Regions from separate parts of the Homo sapiens genome. Here region 1 is linked to region 2. A link is an interaction called in ENCODE POLR2A ChIA-PET data of the cell type or tissue named here. Cell type or tissue: GM12878. All regions are shown on one strand. Links, peaks and the distances in the headings refer to the core of each region. The heading gives the core; the rest is flanking DNA.

Region 1 (2,908 bases), core at 283-2,782, 170 kb before region 2:
CCCTGCGGTGCTTCGCCCGCGCCTTCCGCTCCGCACTCACCCGCCCTCTGGGCCTCCCACAGGTCGGCGCCGCCAGCGGCGGGTACCGGCCCGCAGAGGGAGGGCGGGCTGTGAACTGGCAGCACATCGCGTTCCCGCGGGGCCCCCATTCTGCCCAGGCAGGGAGCGGCTGGGATGGGACTGAGGTCGGTCCGCGAGCGCGGTGCCCCAGAGACCCGGCTTCTGGAAGTTGCCGCGGCCTGCTCTTGGGGCCCAGAAGTAGGGCGGGGAGGCGCGGGGTCTGGAGTCTGCAGGACCTGGCTGCGAATCCAACCAGCTGATTTCAAACTTTTCTGTGATCTTCTGCAAGTTAACTAAGTCTCAGTTCCTCGTTTGCGAAATGTACTTAATAGGCACCCCAGGGTGAACTAAATTTGTCCGCACAGACTGCAGCATTGCGCTTGGGAGGCGCCTTAGGGGGTAGGAGTCACTAATATCACTGAGTTTTGACAGAAATGAAGGTGCATTGGCAAAGGTGTGCCCCATGGCCGGGCAGGTTAGGAGGAGGGCCTGGTAATATTTTTTCTTAAATTGTAAACAGCCATCTGGATGAGCAATGCATTATCAAATTATGATTCAGAGAGGACTATCGCTGACTACTCTTTTTTTTGGGCAAACCTCCGCTTCAGGAGCTTCTGGCTTGATTCCTAAGTGGAAGGTAGAGACCTAGGCCCTCTGAGTCACAACTCCATCTCTCTGGGTGAGGACTGAGCTCCAGGACTGCTGAGTGGAGGCAGAACAATTGGGATAGGGAAAAGAGAGGCCAAACTAGATCAGAGGCTGGCGTGGGCTTCAGAATCTACAGACTGGCACAGTTAATGCCTCCGGGCCCCTATTGCTGCTTCAAGTTTGACCAATCAGAAGTATCTTTAGCTTAAGGGCGGCGTGTTGGCCAATGAGACTTTATTGTGAAATAAAATGCCCTCAGTTTCATTTAACTGAGCCACCATAGAAGAGTAGAGAAATCGAGTTGGCCAGATGAGGGAGAGGCCATTAAGAGGTATTTTAGGGATTGAATGGGCTGGGCACCCAGAGGACAGTGGCATTTGGGGTGGTAATGAGAAGGAACATTAGGGGCCTCCGCCTCCTTCCGTTCCTCCTGTGCTGAGTCAGTCAGCACAGAGGCTGCAGGAGGTATCTCTGGTTGGCTTTGGCTGCCTGTAGGGGGCACCAGCTTTGGGGAGGTCAGAGGGCTCTCTCCTGAGCTGCTGTCCTGCCCACAATCACACCTGCCTGATGCCTGTGAATGGCCGTCTGAGTCTCTTGGGCCTTGGTCACTTCTGGCCTGCCCTGCACCGACCAGTAACTGTGCCTGATGACTGGAGGTATGGGAATTCACCGGACTTTATTGTTCTTTGTAGGAATCAAAGATCAACTCCCACTGAGGACAAATGGACCTGTAATTCCGGGTGTGACGAGAGAACGAGATTTACCTTCCTGAATTAAAAAACAGGTCATTAAGCTTGGGCCCTGACTCTTCTTTGTGAGAAGGTACAGAGATGGAAACCTTACAATCCGAGACTAAAACGAGGGTCCTTCCCTCATGGCTGACAGCCCAGGTGGCTACAAAGAATGTGGCACCAATGAAGGCCCCCAAGAGGATGAGAATGGCAGCAGTGCCAGTGGCAGCAGCAAGGTGCGACAGCTCTGGTCAGAAGACTCCTGCGAATCTGGCAAGTGGAGCAGGGGCCTCCATGACCTGGGCCAGGTCTTCCAGCCTAGGCAGAACAGCAAGATGGGCGGGTGTTTCAGTCTGATCATCTCTTGAGCTTTTAGAAGGTGGAGGGGCTGTGGGCGGGAGGCAAAGCGGGTTAACCCTCGAGGACAGGCACCCACTTCTGCCTCTGCACTGGTGAGTGCCCTGCCCTCAGCACACACAGAGTGGGTTCTCCATGTCAGCCAGTCTCTGATGCCAGTTGTCCAGAATGCCAGTCTCTTCCTTTACAACAAACATGGTAACATCAGATGGGCAAGATCAGTGGAAGGGTCTGTTCTGAGTGGTGCCTGCCCCTGTGGACAGACCTTTAGGGATGGACAGATGAGCAGCAGCTGCAGGGCCAGCAAGAGCTAAGGAGCTGGGGAGTGAGTTAGTTGAATGACGGTAATTGCCGGGGGGGGGCGGGGGGGGGGTGGTGAGTCTCCAGGCTGCACTGTGAAGTGGGCGGGGCCCCAGCACTCGGTGTTTCCCTCTCTGGCTCCTCCTCCTCTAAGGTTTCCTGACTGACAGCCTTCCCTTGTGACTGCTGCCGTCTTTCCCTAAGTCTGGTCCTGCTTTCAGGTTCCTCTCAGTACAGCCTCAGCCCGAGGTTCCCTTCCTCTTGCATCCATGTGTGTGTTTCAGAGGCGGCCATCCTTCCCTACTTCCAGATCCTTGTAGGGCAGTTGGTGGAGGGTGGGAGGCACCCCGGTGTTGCCTCCATGAAGCCCTGTGCCAGTCACTGGGCTGCAAGGCTGAGGAAATTGTGTCCGTGTCAGAAAGCTCCTCAGCTCAGAGGTGCTGGTACCTCCTGCGTGGTAGGAAGGCAGGGGGAAGAGGCCCTGCTTCTCCTGTTCTCTTTGCCCTTATGAGACTTGAGAGTCTGTGTCATCTGTGCCTTGCATGTCTTTTTTTCAGACTCCCTGCGACAAGGACTGTGTACTGCATGAATGAGGCTGAGATAGTTGATGTTGCTCTGGGAATCCTGATTGAGGTAAAGTCAGACAAGCCTCTTACTCATGACCAGAAACTCTGCATGGGCAGAGGCTAGACCCTTGGTCACCGTCAGTAAGAGAGACGCCCTCTGCCGTAGGCTACCTCTTCTTCCTCCTGCCACTTCCCTTGCTCTTATCTCGGCCATGCTGCCCAGGCCTCTCCCCATGTGGGTGTGCG
Region 2 (2,908 bases), core at 172-2,671:
TGCAGCACTTCATATTATCTCACATTATGGCTGGGAGAATTAAGTGCTGTTTCTAAGACTCCACAGGGAGAGAACAACTGGAAGCTTGTGCTAGGTCTCATCTGGACCCTGCCGCATAGCAAGTGTCCCCAACCCTGAGGCCATGGACCAGTACTGGTCTATGGCCTGTGAGGAACCAGGCCACACAGCAGCAGGTGAGCAGTGGGCGAACGACCATTACCACCTGAGCTTTGTCTCCTGTCAGATCAGCAGCAACATTAGATTCTCATAAGAGCACAAGCCCTATTGTGAACTGTGCATGCAAGGGATCTAGGTTGTGTGTGCTCCTCATGAGAATCTAACTAATGCCTGATGCTCTGAGGTGGAACAGTTTCATCCCAAAACCATCCCCCAACATCTACAGAAAAATTATCTTCCCCGAAACTGGTCCCTGGTGCCGAAAAGTTTGGGGACCACTGCTATACGCCATTTACCTTTGCTGATTTTAATCTGTGTCCTTTCAGGGACATAATAAACCATAACCATGAGTATAATGGCTTCTCTGAATTCTGCAAGTCTTTGTAGCAAATTATTGAATATGAGTTGTCTTGAGGACCCCTGACCACACTCATAAACTATTTGCTTTTATGACAATAAATTGATGCAACTCTTTTTGGAGGAAAATTTGACAGTATCCTTATACCAGAAATTATGGGAATGTACCCCCAAAATATGTACGTATATATGCATTAGGCCACACATAAAAGGATATTTATGCAGTTCTGTTTGTCAGAGCCAATGACTGGAAACCCCTTAAATTCATTAATAAGGTACCAGTTAAAGAAATTCTGATTCATCCATTTAATGAAATCTGATGTACCAGTTTATAAAAAAGGAGACTAATATATATAAACTGATATGGAAAGTCTTTCAAGATAGATGACTGTGTAAGACAGAGTTAATTTATAGCTGGACTGGAAAAGCTCTATTTTTACCTCTGGGGAATTCTGGCTGTCCAGCTTTGACTCTTGGCCAAGATAAGAACAGTAAGATTAATGATGTGCTGTTTACTGTCTGAAACTCCCCCTGAGAGTTTCATGTCCCCCGCATGGCCAGTTTGTTTACTGATGGTTTTCATTTGGCAGAATCAGGAAGACAGCCTGGCTTGATGTCATGACTACAGGGGTCTAAAAACCCAGATGGGAACTTTTGCCTTGAGGTTTTCTGAAGCTAAGATGCATCACATAGATCTTGGTGTTTCAGTCTGAAGACAGGCAGTCTATGTGTGTGAATAAGGCCCCTGGAAAGCTTGCACCTGGGCCCCAATGCTTGCCACAGTATCTTTCTCTTGCTGCACCGTATCCTGTGCCTTTGAATAAAAGCCACACAGAAGAATGCTCTGTGAAGTCTTATAAGTCCTTTCAAATATCCAAATTTGTAAAATCTTTGCAATAGTCAAGTGACAAAAGCAAGGTCTAGAGCAATACGTAAGACTGTGGGAAGTAAACTTTCTGAAATGCTAGCAAGCAAAGGTGGAAAAAGCCATCAAGGACACATGTGGGAGAAGATTTTGATTCTTCCTACACAAGGATGTATTGTATTGGGTGTTCCAGTTGGCTTGAGGACCAGCAGAGCTTGCAAAAATTTCAGGGGCACAGACTGAAAATAAAAGAACAGTGGCATAGCCCAAAATAAAGCTTTTATCCAGCATGACTATACCTTGCACAGATAGTGTGACCAGTAGCTGTGTGACATCATGACTCTGGGGATCTTGGGAAACGTATGCTGAGAGAGGTTGCACCTTCACCAGGGTGGAGGCTGGATTCACAGGGCCCAAAGTCTATTCATTATGTAAGATATCTGAAAGGAGGCACCACAAACTCTAGCCACTCTTACAACAATATTTTGGTTAGAAACTATATTTAGAATTTCAATAGAAGAGGCCAGAAACACAGCTGCCCACATCTGAAAGAACCTCAGCAGTAACAGTGGGGGATTACCAAGCAACCAAGGAAAATAGAAACTCTCCCCACTCTGAGCTGCTGATGGTGACTCCTGTGACTGAGGGCAAAATGACGGCTGAAAGTGAGGGCTAGGAAATTTAAGGAAGAGAAAGGTGTGGCAAAGATGTGACAGAAGGGTTTTCTAGTTAGGTGAGGTGGAACCAAGTTGAGTGGAATGAGCACATGCGGCTGGAAGTGACACTGAGAAGCAGTGGCCCGACGGGGTCTTGCTTTCCTCTTCCTTTTGGGTCTCTTCTGCTCTCATTCTCTCGTCACTGTTACTGGAGAGAAATTAGGCAGAAGTCACAGTAGGAGCAGTAGGGATTTTCCTTTATTGCTCCTTATCCATTCCCTCTGTCACAGATATGTCATGAGGAGGCTAGGAAACAGAACCAAAGTACAAAAAGAAAGGCTTGGGGGAAGGTTTAAATTCAGTAGCATGGCAGTGTTTTCTCTGTTGGACTTTTTTATTTCCTGACCTGGTGCTGTAGGAAAAATGAGGTTGGAGGGGGTGGTAGCAGAGGAGAGGTGGGGATGATGGTAGAAGGACTGAAAGGAGAAAAAGAGAGAGAGATGTCCTATACTACAGAAGATAAATATATACCCAGCTTTGAAGAGATGTGTAAGGAAGTGATTCTGTTTAGTACTATTAAGCATGAATTCTTTAATATATTTTTAACCCTATAACTTTGGAATTCTTGAGAAAAATTACCTTTGTCCTCTATGAACAAAAATCAGTGTTCTTTCTCTCTCTCCACCCGTCCTTTCTCCCCATGTCTATCTATCTATATGCCAGATGATATATGAAGAAAATTTAGTTTTTAAGAACTCCTAGTAGGCACTGCAATAAGTGTAGTTATAAAAAGTATGTATGTGTAATTTTTTTTTATTCACCAATGAGTGTCCATAAGATCTCCACCTGGCAA

What was found. Peaks named below come from ENCODE experiments on the same cell type or tissue, not always from the same donor. Only the 100,000 strongest peaks of a DNase experiment are listed, where the experiment ranks them.
Region 1: POLR2A ChIA-PET joins it to region 2 with 18 read pairs; 19 of 35 experiments call an interaction of 5 or more read pairs at or near these places.

The regions. Positions count from the first base shown.
Region 1 is chr7:135,167,553-135,170,460 of GRCh38, reverse strand. CYREN (cell cycle regulator of NHEJ) reads left to right here. Exons shown (of 4, transcript NM_024033.4): 2 at 1,401-1,675; 3 at 2,654-2,729. The coding sequence starts at 1,539. Among named protein-coding and RNA genes, the nearest start is that of CYREN, 1.7 kb to the left of the region's middle. RefSeq lists a silencer at 1-223 and an enhancer at 1,314-1,443. In GM12878, for the core only: a CTCF peak has its summit at 1,182 (motif pointing right); no DNase peak of the experiment used is centred there; H3K4me3 peaks cover 2,347 bases; H3K27ac peaks cover 1,854 bases.
Region 2 is chr7:134,994,566-134,997,473 of GRCh38, reverse strand. The region is part of intron 4 of AGBL3 (AGBL carboxypeptidase 3); the gene reads right to left. Among named protein-coding and RNA genes, the nearest start is that of AGBL3, 9.5 kb to the right of the region's middle. RefSeq lists enhancers at 1,084-1,153, 1,354-1,433, 1,814-1,933. In GM12878, for the core only: no CTCF peak of the experiment used is centred there; DNase peaks (open chromatin) are centred at 1,163 and 1,913; H3K4me3 peaks cover 924 bases; H3K27ac peaks cover 2,500 bases.